Regions from separate parts of the Homo sapiens genome. Here region 2 is linked to region 1. Evidence: read pairs that join two places in POLR2A ChIA-PET (ENCODE). Cell type or tissue: B cell. All regions are shown on one strand. Links, peaks and the distances in the headings refer to the core of each region. The heading gives the core; the rest is flanking DNA. Region 1 overlaps VARS2 (valyl-tRNA synthetase 2, mitochondrial). Region 2 has its middle 14 kb from the start of MIR6891.

Evidence for each region. ChIA-PET counts read pairs that join two places held together with the same protein. Peaks named below come from ENCODE experiments on the same cell type or tissue, not always from the same donor. Only the 100,000 strongest peaks of a DNase experiment are listed, where the experiment ranks them.
Region 2: POLR2A ChIA-PET joins it to region 1 with 12 read pairs; 2 of 35 experiments call an interaction of 5 or more read pairs at or near these places.

What each region holds. Positions count from the first base shown.
Region 1 is chr6:30,924,302-30,931,793 of GRCh38, reverse strand. VARS2 (valyl-tRNA synthetase 2, mitochondrial) reads right to left here. Exons shown (of 30, transcript NM_020442.6): 26 at 7,234-7,440; 27 at 6,409-6,520; 28 at 6,075-6,250; 29 at 5,786-5,914; 30 at 5,335-5,685. The coding sequence ends at 5,584. It overlaps SFTA2 (surfactant associated 2), which reads left to right. Exons shown (of 3, transcript NM_205854.3): 2 at 1-87; 3 at 220-441. The coding sequence ends at 306. Among named protein-coding and RNA genes, the nearest start is that of SFTA2, 4.1 kb to the left of the region's middle. In B cell, for the core only: no CTCF peak of the experiment used is centred there; no DNase peak of the experiment used is centred there.
Region 2 is chr6:31,337,535-31,344,399 of GRCh38, reverse strand. No RefSeq gene overlaps it. Among named protein-coding and RNA genes, the nearest start is that of MIR6891, 14 kb to the left of the region's middle. RefSeq lists an enhancer at 6,712-6,865. In B cell, for the core only: no CTCF peak of the experiment used is centred there; a DNase peak (open chromatin) is centred at 4,969.

The DNA of each region.
Region 1 (7,492 bases), core at 2,493-7,492:
CCGGGTATGACTTTGCAACTGAAGCTGAAGGAGTCTTTTCTGACAAATTCCTCCTATGAGTCCAGCTTCCTGGAATTGCTTGAAAAGGTAGTTCTTTGGAAGGGGAAAGATGGGGCTGTGTGTTTGTGAGTCAGTTTGGGCCTCTGCTGGGGTCTGGATGTCTCCGTGGTGGGAATGGAGAGCTCTCTTACATGGCGCCCTTTAACCCTTTGTTCCCAGCTCTGCCTCCTCCTCCATCTCCCTTCAGGGACCAGCGTCACCCTCCACCATGCAAGATCTCAACACCATGTTGTCTGCAACACATGACAGCCATTGAAGCCTGTGTCCTTCTTGGCCCGGGCTTTTGGGCCGGGGATGCAGGAGGCAGGCCCCGACCCTGTCTTTCAGCAGGCCCCCACCCTCCTGAGCGGCAATAAATAAAATTCGGTATGCTGAATTCAATAACTTGCTTGACTCTGTGGGTCCCTGAGCACAGAGCTGGCAGGAAGTGGGGGTTGGATGCTCAAGTCTCTGACTGTCCCCCTGTTGAGCAGAGGGTTCCAGGGATGGACAATGTCTCCCTCAACACCAGTGTCACAGGCCTACAAGGCATCTGGGGAGTTGTTTGGGGACACACACACCACACACATATACGCATGCATAGGAACACACACCAAATTGAGATCTTTGGAACACCTGGGAATAAAGAGAAGCAACATTTATTGAAGTCCTGCTTTTCTCCTGCATCCCTATTTCGATGCTTGCAGCAGTCTTGAATGTGGCATACTAGGTATCATTATCCTATTTTACAGATAAGGAAATTGAAGCTCAGAGAGGGCAAGTCACTCACCTGAGATCTAATAGCAGTGGAGAAGTCAGGCACTAGACAGAGGTCTTGGTTTAAGCAAGATTTTTATTTCATTTCCCTTTGCTTAAGCATTGGGGCCAGGGGCTCAAAAACCAAAGAAAGAGACATAGGCAGAACACCCCCAGGACATGGTTCCCCTGGCCCATGGATCCACACAGGTAATTGGGGTGGGAGGTGGGTGGGCACTCAGGTGAGAGATGACGGGTTCAGCTTGTGAGAGGATGCCCAGCCAGGCGCAAGTGCTGGGGAGGAGAGGCCAGGTGCAAGCTGAGCCTGTCCTGGTTAACCATGTGAGTATGAGGTGACACCAGCCCACATGTGAATTCCTGGGCATGTTTCTTATCCTCTTGGAGCCTCCATTTCTTCACTCGCAAAATGGGAACAATGATGGTACCTGCTGTAGTGTGACAGGTCCCCTACCAGGTTACTTAACGGTGTATGCCACTGCCTGAATCCTGAAGGCCAGGTGGCGAGCCAAGGTCACGGTGCCTGGCCGAGGAGCAGGTGTCCCTGAGAACCCAAACATCCCGGAGAGTATCTGGGAACCCACCAAGGAAAACAGTCCATTCGCACACACACAGTCGGCAGAGTCAGAAAATTAGCTTGAAAGCAGCTTTAGCATGGGAGGCAGCACGGATCTCTAAAGCTGTCCTGCTGCCATCCAGGAGTGCCTTGTATGTAAGTCCTAAAAAACTCATCTACTCACCAAGCTGGACTTGTCTGAGTCACTTTTTGGCCTCTCAGCTCCCTCCCAGTTTGGGGGAAGGTTTTTGTTGTTGTTGTTTTGTTTTGTTTTTACACAATTCTGAGTTTTTCTCATTATTCCTGCACCATCAGGTTGTTGTGAGGATCACACAGGGAAGCTACTTAGGGACATATCACAGCCTGTCTTATAGGTCGTCGGCAGGATGGTAGGGATTGCTGTTAGGATGGAAACCTGGTCCCAACATATAACTCCTAGTCCCCTGGGGTTCAGGGTCCTCCTTATGCTGATTTCTGAGGCAGGCACTCCTGACCACCTTCTCAAGATTATCTTGGCCAGGCGCAGTGGCTCACTCACGCCTGTAATCCCAGCACTTTGGGAGGCCAAGTCAGGTGGATCACCTGAGGTCAGGAGTTCAAGACCAGCCTGGCCAACATGGTGAAACGCCATCTCTACTAAAAACACAAAAATTAGCTGGACATGGTGGCATGTGCCTGTAGTCCCAGCTACTTCGGGGAGCTGAGGCAGAATTGCTTGAACCTGGGAAGCAGAGGCTGTAGTGAGCCAAGACCATGCACTCCAGCCTGGACTACAGAGCAAGACTCTGTCTCAAAAAAAAAAAAAAAAAAAAAAAAATTGACTTCTCACCAGCTCTCAAAACACAAACTTGCAGCTCAGACTTGAGCAGTGGGGGGTACTGATAGGATTGCTCTCTGTCCTCTGTGGTACCCACTCTGCCCCCCACACCTACACAACCCTCCATTATCTCCATATGAAATTGGAGACTGACTCCTTTGGAGACAGAAGACAACAAGAGTTCAGTATGGAGCATCACTGAAGATGAGGGGAGCATAGAAAATGGCAGGGTGGAAAAAAAACACTTAAAAAATTGGTCTACCTTCCTTCACAACTGTCCTGGGACAATTAGCCCCCAAGGAGAGGTAGCAGGGGGCTCCAAAGGAGACTAGTATTTTATGACTTGCCCCTAGCCTGCAGTAATGGGCAGGTGACGCCCATGGGGCAGCTGTGAGGATCCCCAAACAAGTTGGGGGACTGGATATCTGAATGTCCAAGAGGTTGGTAGAGCAGACAGCTAAATGCACCTCAACCTGGTTCCTAGACTTCAGGGCCTGAGATCACCAGGATGTGATTTCCAGATTATTTTTCTCAAAGAATTGTCTCCCAAGGCTCAAAACAGAGCAGTGCAGTGAAGAGTGCTTTGGGGTTCACCAGACCTGGGGGTGGCAGAGACTGCTAACTGGCCCCCCTAACAGCCATCCTCCTCCTTTTGGATAGTCATGTAGATTTCAACTCAGCATGTGGATCATTACATTTCCCAGCCTCCCTTGCAGCTAGCTGTGGCCATGTGATCACGTTCTGTCCAATAGGATGCAAGTAGAAAGGAGGTGGGCAACTTTCTGGTAGTATCCTTGAAAAGAAAGGAGCTTCCATTTCAGAGGAGGAAAAGCAAAGTTCTTGAAACAGCCTATAAGGTCTTAGATCAGTGCTTTCCAATAGAACTTTCTGTGATGATGGAAATGTTTTATAACCGTGCTGACGAACATAGTAGCCACTGGCCACATGCAACTACCAAAACACTTGAAATATGGCAAGTACGACTAAGAAACTGAACGTTTTTATTTTATTTAATGCTTTAGGTAGCCAACTGGCTACCATTTTGGACACAAGCCCCAGATTGTCCGCCTTGAGTCTTCCCTACCCCCCACCAATTCCCCACCCTCACCTCTGTTTCTCCACCTCCCACCATCCTCCCCTTCTCACTCTGCCCCACCACACTGGTCTCCAGGCTACTCCTCGAGCTGTCTGACCATGCCTCTATCTGTTTTCCTCTGGCCCTTCCCTTTGTCTGGAACGCTCTTCCTATACCTCCTACAAGCCTTTGCTTAAACCTCACCTTTACAGTGAGTTCTGCCCTGACCCACTATTTAAAAGTACAACCTGCCCCCCGCCACACAAACACATTAGAGTCCCCTTACCTTGTTCTATCCTTTTTCCCTCCCCTGCATTCATGACATTCAAACATAGTATATCGTTCACTCATTTGTATGTTATTTCTGACTGTCCTGCTAGAAGGAAAGTACTACAAGGGCACAGAATTTTGTTTCACTCACTGATGAATCTAAGTGTCCAGAATAAGGCCCAGCCCATCCATAGCAGGTGCTCAAAAAAAAAAAAAAAAAAAAAAAAAAAACACCTTGCTGAAACAGAGTAAAAAGAAAAAGAAAACTGCCCATCCCCTTCTTTCCCTCCTCCCTCTGGGTGGAAATGCAGACACGGTGATGGGAGCTGGTGCAGACCTTGGACATGAAGTTTGACAATGCATCAGAATGGCAGGAAAATAAGATTGAAGGAGGTGTGGGCTCCCATTATTGCAGATCTCTGCACTACTTATGCCCAGCAGAAGAAACATCCACCTCATCTAAGCCACCATTATATTTGAAGTTTAGTTACAGCAGCCAGAAAGAGCCTGCACCTAATTTATTGGGTTAGGTCCCAGTGGAGACTTTTCTCTGAGCACACGTCTTCATCTCCAAAATGGGGGCTGGGCGCAGTGGTTTATGCTTGTAATCCCAACACCTTGGGAGGCCAAGGCAGGTGGATTATTTGAGCCCAGAAGTTCAAGACCACCCTGGCCAACATGGCAAAACCCTATCTCTACAGAACAATTTTAAAAATTAGCAGGGCAGGGCTGGGCATGGTGGCTCATGCCTGTAATCCAAGCATTTTGGGAGGCCGAGGCAGGCAGATCACTTGAGGTCAGGAGTTCAAAACCAGCCTGGCCAACATGGTGAAACCTTGTCTCTACTAAAAATACAAAAAAAATTTAGCTGGGCGTGGTGACAGACAACTGTAATCCCAGCTACTCAAGAGGCTAAGGCAGGAGAATCACTTGTACCAGAGAGGTAGAGGTTGCAGTGAGCCAAGATCTCACCAGTGCACTCCAGCCTAGGTGACAAAGCAAGACTCCGTTTCCAAAAAAAAAAAAAAAAAAAAAAGTAGCAGGGCACAGTGGTGCACACCTGTGGTCCCAGCTACTCAGAAGTCTGAGGCAGGAGGATCACTAGAGCCCTGGAGGTTGAGGCTACAGTGAGCCATGATTATGCCACTGCACTCCAGCCTGAGCAACAGAGCGAGACCCTGTCCCAAAAATAAAGTAAAAATAAAAATCTCCAAAATGGAGCTAACACCCGCCTCATGAGGTTTTCAGTAGGATTAAATGGCATTGTACATCTAGCACCACAGAGGACCCAGCCCAGGACAGGCTACTCAGAGCTGCTGGACAGAATGTACTCTGGGCGTGGAAGGGCCAGGCCCTTGAATTCCATGGAGATGAGATGGTGTTTGGCGTGGGTAAGGTGGCTGGCTGTGCTGTGAATGTGTAACTCAGAGGCTGGGCACTCAGGTGTCAGAGCACAGAAGGTGGGGGCACACCATCTGCAGCACAGCCTGCAGCCCATCAGGTCTGGAGGAAGTCCTACTTCTCTCAGCACCTCTAGGGATACAGCCAAGGAGCGGGGAAGCTTCCATTTAGTGAGAAGTGGAGGAGAAAGAGCCTGCAAAAGCCAGGGCACTGTCAGTTAGTCCAGAAAGTAGGTAGAACCGGAACCACTGTGCCCATACCCTACCCATGACTAGAAAGTTCCTCTTCCTCCAGCGAGGACCCCTCCTCCTCTTTTCCCAGACCAAGCTCTCAGGGGACAACTCAGAAGCACAAAAGTCACCACTGGGAGCAAAGGGGACCAAAGAGCCATAAACAGACATGTTTGGGATTTCAAAAGTTTATCTCAATCTCCTCATTCCCAGACTTCCAGGTGGGAGGCAGGCCGGGCAGTAATGTGAGCATCTCAAGGACACCACAGTCACTGCGACCAAGCCAGTCTGTGTCCTCATTTACACAATGAAGGCGATGGACCACATAGTCTCTGACGTCCCACTGCACCCTGACAGCTGACAAATCTGTTTGTCCTCAAAGACAGGTCTGAGAGGGAGGAAAACTGATGGGGATGATGAGTTAGAGCTCCGGGCTCCCTGGGGCTGGAGGCTCATCCATCAGCTGCCGGAGGTGAGAGGCTGCCTTGTCCAGTTTTGACAATTCCAGCTGGAGGGAAGAAAGCTGGACGAGGAGAAAAGGAGGTGAGGATCCAGGAATGAGGCCCCTCCTGGCCCACATTCCCTCAGGGGTGGAGCCTTCTGGGGGCCTCCCTCAGCCTTACCTTTTGTTGCCTCTGAGTCCCTGCCTCCCCTTCTGATGGGGTCCTGGCTGTGAGGCTGTCAAGCTGCTTCTGCAACTTGTACCTTCGGGCGGCTAACAGAGGTAGCTGGATCTGCGGGTCCACCAGGCCCTGGGGAAGAACAGGGAGAAAAGGCTCAGACATCCGCCTGCTGCCAGGCCTCCATCCTCCATTAGAAGGTCCCTTCCCCTACTTTATAGAGCCCAGCCCCTCCCTTCCTCCCAGCATGCTTCCCAAGCCTGCCCTAACCCTCCCCATCCCCTCTGGTCACCTGCAGCTCCATGTAGACTTGAGCCGTGTCACTGAGTGGAGCCTGGGCCCAGCCGGAGGGAGCTGCTGCGCCTGGGGGTAACAGGCCCACAGCCCCACAGTAGCCCAGGGTGCCCAGGGGCTCCAAGAAGGCCTCGAAGAGGCCCTGGTCCCCAGGCTCTGAGCTCTGCAGCAGCACTGGAAAGAAAGAAACTGTCAGGGGCAAGGCCTCAGCTCCTGCCTCCCTTCCTACCCTGCACCTCCTAACGGGGGGGTTGGCCCTTCAGGCTCTGCTCTTTTCCCCACCAGCCCCCTTTTCCTGCAGGGATCCGAGCCCAGGACCCGCCTTGCCTCACCTCGGGGCCGGGCTTTGGTGAGCTGGTACGTGGCTCGGAGAGCCCTTAGCACCTGCACGACCTCTTGGACCCGGGAGAAGCGCCGCTCCAGCTCTGGCTGGCGCCAGTGCTCCTGGCAATGGGGGGGACCCAGAATTGGCAAAGGGGCTCCTGGGAGACTCAGTACCAACCCTGCTGGCTCTCTTCTCGACCCATCCACCCCATCTCCTTAGGGCAATGAGATCTGTCCTCAGCACCACAGAAAATCCACTATCTCAAGGAACATGACAAAAAGTGAGGCGTCATTTAAGAGGTTTTAGATGATCAGTGTTTGATGCCTGTTTAGTTGCTGTGATTGAAATGGCCAACCAAAAATAAATTAGAATTTAAAATGAATTAGTCAAAACTCAAAACCAAATAAGTATAAATTTAAATAGTTAAATTTTAAAATAATTTTTGGGTGAGTTCATAGCATTTATCCTTCTGAAGTTATTAAAGCTGCACTGAGATTTTGGGGACACCCTATTACTAACTTATCCAACCCTCATCACAACCATAACATATACTATTACTGTTCCTAGTTTAAACATGCGGGAAACTGAGGCTCGATCACACAGCTCAAAAATAGCAGTCTAGCAACAGAGTCCTGCTCTTGAGCACTACGCTAATACTGTCCCTCAAGACCCTAGGGTCATCGCAGCAACCCTGCAGGAACAATCCATCTTCCCCAGGGCTCCACAGTAAAGTACGAACCATTCCTGCAGATGAGCCCCCTGCAGCAAACCCCTTCAGAAGGTGCTCCCCCCCATTCACCCACAGACCCACTCCAAGGTGCTTGGGACTCACCAAGCTGCAGGCGCTGGGGTAGGGGGCAACCGAGATGCTGGGGGCAGGGGGGCAACCAGGCCTGGGGGGCAGCCTCTGCCAGAGCTCTTCAGCCAGGAAGGGCATCAGTGGGGCCAGGAGGCGGAGGCCGAGGTCAGCGCAGGAGAACAGGACCTGAGGGGGCCCCAGGGGGCGGGGCGAGTGCCACAGCACGGGCTTCACAGCCTCCTGGAGAGGAAGCCAATGGTCAGAGGACAGGTCCAGGGCCACAGCCCTCCTC
Region 2 (6,865 bases), core at 1,866-6,865, 410 kb before region 1:
TACAAGTGCACCTGGCAAACACTTGGAGATAAATTCTTGTTGATTTCAATCACCTTCCAAACCTGGAAGGGAGTTATTCTGAGGGACACTGAACAGCACTGAGGGGACGGTGCTAAACGATTCATGAGAAACCGACCTCGTGATCCAACCACCTCCCTCCCTCCAGGCCCACCTATAATGCTGGGGATCACATCTCGACATGAGATCTGCACAAGAACAACATCCAATCTATATCAGGTATCAACAGATCTTACATTAATGAACCCCTCAAATTACCATAGTGATTTCCTTGGGACTTGGCTCACATGGGCATTCTTTTCATAGGCAAGTTTTTCATTGCTCTCCTGATTAATCATACGGCCAGGACATTAGTCACTCCCTGTAAGTCAGTAAAAACTAAAACGTAGGAGCTTTATTATTGTTCAATTCTTCCACCACTGCTAAGAAAACACCATGCAATTAAGTCCACAACAGCTTTTCTGTTTTTACCTTCTTTGATCAAAGAGGTGGATTTCCAAACATTATGTTGTCCATTCATCTTGCAAATGCTGTACACAAACCAACCAGCTGTTAGTGGGTCAGTTGACTGATACTGCAGTTCAAATCCCAGGGCTGTCTGCTATAGAGTTCCATCTTGCTCAAGGGAGGTCAGTGTTTTGTTTAATTTACACCTTCAGTGAATTGAATGAAGCCCACCCACATTATAGACATTAATCTACTTTATTCAAAGTCTGGCTATTTATGTGTTAATCTCATCCAACAAACATCCTCACAAATCATCCAGAATAATGCTTGACCACTTATCCAGGCACGACGCTTTAGCCAAGATGACCAATAAATTTTTTTTTATTATTATACTTTAAGTTCTAGGGTACATGTGTACAACGTGCAGGTTTGTTACATATGTATACATGTGCCATGTTGGTATGCTGCACCTGTTAACTCATTATTTACATTAGGTATATCTCCTAGTGCTATCCCTCCCCACTGCCCCCACCCCACGACAGGCCCCAGTGTGTGATGTTCCCCCCTGTGTCCAGGTGTTCTCATTGTTCAATTCCCACCTATGAGTGAGAACATGCGGTGTTTGGTTTTCTGTCCTTGTGATAGTTTGCTCAGAATGATGGTTTCCAGCTTCATCCATGTCCCTACAAAGGACATGAACTCATCCTTCTTTATGGCTGCATAGTATTCCATGATGTATATGTGCCACATTTTCTCAATCCTATCTATCATTGATGGACATTTGGGTTGGTTCCAAGTCTTTGCTATTGTGAATACTGCCACAATAAACATACATGTGCATGTGTCTTTATAGCAGCACGATTTATAATCCTTTGGGTATATACCAAGTAATGGGACCACTGGGTCAAATGGTATTTCTAGTTCTAGGTCCTTGAGGAATTGCCACACTGTCTTCCACAATGGTTGAACTAGTTTACAGTCCCACCAACAGTGTAAAAGTGTTCCTATTTCTCCACATCCTCTCCAGCACTTGTTGTTTCCTGACTTTTTAATGATCGCCATTCTTACTGGTGTGAGATGGGATCTCACTGTGGTTTTGATTTGCATTTCTCTGATGGCCAGTGATGATGAGCATTTTTTCATGTGTCTGTTGGCTGCATAAATGTCTTCTTTGGAGAAGTGTCTGTTCATATCTTTTGCCCACTTTTTGATGGGGTTGTTTGATTTTTTCTTGTAAATTTGTTTGAGTTCCTTGTAGATTCTGGATATTAGCCCTTTGTTAGATGGGTAGATTGTAAATATTTTCTCCCATTTTGTAGGTTGCCTGTTCACTCTGATGGTAGTTTCTTTTGCAGTGCAGAAGCTCTTTAGTTTAATTAGATCCCATTTGTCAATTTTGGTTTTTGATGCCATTGCTTTTGGTGTTTTAGTCACGAAGTCCTTGCCCATGCCTATGGCCTGAAAGGTATTGCCTAGGTTTTCTTCTAGGGTTTTTATGGTTTTAGGGATGATCAGTAAAATTAATTATGACATTCTTCAATATAAGAATACTCTGAGGAAATTAGCCTGTGATCTAATAAAACAAGGAGCAAACAACTGTTTCTAAAAATTTACAAGCAATAGTCAAAAAGCCCTCCCTAGAGATTGTTTCTCACGTTCACTCTATAATTCTGGGTTAAAAAAAAAGCACGTATTTGTTGAAAACCACAGAAGAAGAGAAAATTGAAAAAGCGAAAGTGAAAAAATAAGAATAATAATAAAGATGACAGCAGTTATTTCATTGGAAACAATGCAAATGAGGAGACAGATGAGCAACATCTTTAGAGTCCTAAAAGGAAAATGCTGTGAAACTAGATTCTATTCCCAGAAAATAATGCCTTTTTCAAATATATATGTATAGTTTTAATTGACAAAGTATAATACATTCGTGAGATATTGTTTAATGTATTGATATATGTGTACCCTATGTAATGATTAAATTAAGCTAACACACCTTGAATATATCTATCAAAAAATAAAGGGATTTTAGGCCAGGCATGGTGGCTCATGCCTGTCATCCCAACACTTTGGGAGGCCGAGGTAGGTAGATCACGAAGTCAGGAGTCAAGACCAGCCTGACCAACATGGTGAAACCTCGTCTCTACTAAAAATGCAAACATTAGCTAGGCATGGTGGCATGCTCCTGTAATTCCCAGCTACTCAGGAGGCTGAGGCAGGAGAATCACTTGAAAATGGGAGGCGGAGGTTGCAGTAGGCCAATATCACACCATTGCACTCCAGCCTGGGCAATAGAGTGAGACTCTGTCTCAAAAATAAACAAACAAACAAACAAACAAACAAATGGATTTTAGACATACAGGGAGTGAAAAAATAACCAGCAGACCTAAACTATAATAAATGTTTCAGTCCTCTAGGCAAAAAGAAAATTAAGGGACTAGTTGGCACAGCATTTAATGATGAAGAGACAACTTCATCGCCCCCTCCCACTGAGACAGAGAACACAGCCCCAGGGCCTGGGAATTCCTCAACCCAATCCACCACCTTGGGCACCTGTGCACTCCTCCTGGGTACCTGAGGTTGGATGCAATCACCTTAGCTGTCACCTACCTGCAAACACCACCTATGGGCATCCCACCCAGCCTATCGCATCTGCCGCTAACAGTGCACACTGCTTGGGACCCAGAGAAGCAGCCCACCACTGCCACTGCCAAGCTGGCTGCCCAGGAGCCGAAGTCCCCAGCACCTACCCAGTCAACCACTGCCACTACTGCCATCCAAGCAAGCCACCTGGAAGCCCAGGAATCAGCCCACCAGTAACCACCAACACAAATGCCAGTATATACCACCTTGGGGCACAAAGATAGGAACACTCAGCACACCACTGCCACCACTGGAGCCTGAAGACTGTCTCATGTGGCATCTCAGTCCCCAGCACATTTTCACCACAGCCTCACTAATAACCACACCCTAATGCACAGAAGAAATCACAGATACCATTAACACTGTCTACAGCCAAAGAAATTATACAGAGGCCATAGTACTCTACTATGTACTACACCCAGAATCAAATCCAAAGTACCCCACGCAACCAACACCATAGACTCATCTTCAGGAAAATGCTCTCCACTATGAAACAAAATTCAAAAATAGGAAGAACTGACTGTTATATCAGATGCAAAAATATTAACGTTAGGACACAGAAACATGAAAAAGCAAAAAAGAAAAAAAAAGCCGCAAAGGAAGACAATAGATCTTAATCAAAAAGAAATTTTCAAGATTCTAGATAAAGGACTCAAAACATTCATTTTACAGAAGTTCAGTGAGATACAAAAGAATTCTGAAAAAAATACAAAGAAAACATAAAAATAATTCAGGATACAAATAAGAAGTTTACAAAAGATATAGATTTAAAAAAAAAAACAGAAATTCTGGAATTAAAGAATTCATGACATGAAATTCCAAATACATTTGAAAGCTTCAACAACATACTAGGTCAGGCAGAAGGAAGAATTCCAAAACTTGAAGATATACATAGTGAAATAATTCAATAAGACAAAAACACACACAAAAAAAGAATGAGCAAAGCCTTTGTGACATTTGGTACAATATAAACAACCAAATATTCAAATTATTGGTATTCTCAAGAGCAAAGAGACAAAGAACAGATTAGAAAACCTATTTAATGAAAGAATAGATGAATAATTCCCAACTCTAGCAAGTGATTTAGACATTCAGATACAAAATGTTCAATAATTCTGAGAAAAATACAATGCAAAAAGTTCCTCACCATGGCATATAATCAGACTTTCTATAGTATAAGGTAAAACGCAAATCCTAAAAATAGCAAGAGGAAAGTGTTTAGTCACCTATAAAGGAAACCCCATCAGACTAACAGCAGATTTCTTTTTCTTTTTTCTTTCTTTTTTTTTTGAGATGGAGTCTCGCTGTGCTGCCAGGCTGGGGTGCAGTGGCATGATCTCGGTTCACTGCAACCTCTGCCTCCTGGGTTCAGGTGATTCTCCTCCCCCAGCCTGCCAAGTAGCTGGGATGACAGGCACACGCCACCACACACAGCTAATTTTTTTTTTTTTTTTTGTATTTTTAGTAGAGACGGGATTTCACCAAGTTGGCCAGGATGGTCTCAATCTCTTGACATCATGATCCACCCACCTCAGCCTCCCAAAGTGCTGGGATTACAGGTGTGAGCCACTGTGCCCAGCTCTAACAGCAGATTTCTTAGCAGAAATCTTACAGGCCAGAAGAGAATAGGATAGTATAATCAAAGTCCTGAAGGAAAAGAACTGCCAAGCCAAGAGTAATAAACAAAACATAAGTATTCTTCATAATTGAAAAAAGAAATTATCTTTCCAAGACAAGCAAATGCTGAAAGGCTTCATTACCACTAGACAGGGCCTACAGGAAATGCTCAAGAAAGTCCTAAACCTGGAATTGAAACGACATTTTCAACATTTCCACATTATCACCATGAAAACATACACAAGTATAAAACTCACTGGTAAAGCAATCACACAAAAGAGGAAGAGAAAGGTCTCAAATGGTCCTACTACAGAAATCCACCAAACCATAATGACAAGCAATAAGAGAAAAAGACAGTAATAAAGGACATATAAAACAACCCGAAAACAACAATGTGATAGGAACAAAGCTGTTGGGAACAGGCCTCCAAAAATCTGGCCGTAAACTGGCCCCAAAACTGGCCATAAACAAAATCTCTGCAGCACTGTGACATGCTCATGATGGCCATGATGCCCACGCTGGAAGGTTGTGGGTTTACCGGAATGAGGGCAAGGAACACCTGGCCCACCCAGGGCGGAAAACTGCTTAAAGTCGTTCTTAAACCACAAACAATAGCATGAGTGATCTGTGCCTTAAGGACATGCTCCTGCTGCAGATAACTAGCCAAACCCATCCCTTTATTTTGGCCCATCCGTTTGTTTCCCATAAGGAATACTTTTAGTTAATCTATAATCTATAGAAACAATGCTTATCACTGGCTTGAGTTAATAAATATGGGGGTAAATCTCTGTTCAAGGCTGTCAGCTCTGAAGGCTGTGAGATCCCTGATTTCCCACTTCACACCTCTATATTTCTGTGTGTGTGTCTTTGATTCCTCTAGTGCCACTGGGTTAGGGTCTTCCCAACTGAGCTAGTCTCGGCACAAAGCCTCACATATTAATAAAAATCTGGAATGTAAACAGATTAAATTCTCCACTTATAAGATTTAGAATGGCTGAATGGGTAGAAAACATGATCTAACTACATTCTGCTTACAGAAAAACTCACCGGTAATACCACCTCACCACAATCCATAGAGACAGAAGGTAAAAGAATGGCAAGAGGTTATCTATGGAAACCAAAAGTGAGCAGGAGTAGCTATACTTATAGCAGATAAAATAAACTGTAAGTCAAGAACAACTTTTTTAAAAGATAAGGAAGGCCATCACGTAATCATAAAGAGATCCTTCCAAGAAGAGAATAGAACAATTCTAAATATATATGCACTAAACACTGGAGAACCTAGACTCATAAAACAAATATTACTACATCTAACAAGAAAGATAGACTCCAATACAATAATAGTAGGGGACTTCAACATCCCAACCTCAGCATGAGACAGATCATCTACATAGAAAATCAAGAAAGAAACATTGGATTTAAACAGAATTTTACACCAAATAAAGCTAACAGATATTTATAGAGCATTCTATCTAACACTACAGAATGTACACTCCTTTCATGAACACATGGAACGTTTTCAGGGAGAGAGCCTATGTTAAGCCACAAAACAAGTCTGAACAAATTTTCAAAAATTGAAATCATTAAATATCTTCTCTGGCCACAATGGAATAAAACTAGAAATATACACCAAGAGAAATGTTGGCAACAAGACCAATACATGGAAATTAAACAACATGCTCCTGAATAACCATTGAGTCAACAGAGAAATTAAGATGTAAATTAAAAAGTTTCTTGAAACAAATGAAAATGGAAACACAACATACCAAAACCTGTGGGATACAGCTAAACAGGGCTAAAAGGGAGGTTTATAGGAATAAATACCTACCTAAGAAAAGTAGAAACATTACAAATTAACAATATAACAATGAACCTCAAGGAACTGGAAAAGCAAGAAAAAAACACATCAAAAATTAGCAGAAAAGAAATAATAAAGATCATAGTAGAACTAAATAAAGACTTTTAAAAACCATGTAAATGATCAACAAAGTGAAAAGTTTGTTCTTCAAAAACATAAACAAAATTGATAAACCACTAGCTAAACAAACCTAGAAAAAAAGAGAGAAAATTTGTTAAGAATAAAAGTTCCTCTTCAAAGTTTTCCTTTTTGGTTTAGAATGATAAGTGTTAAGAAGATAGTTCC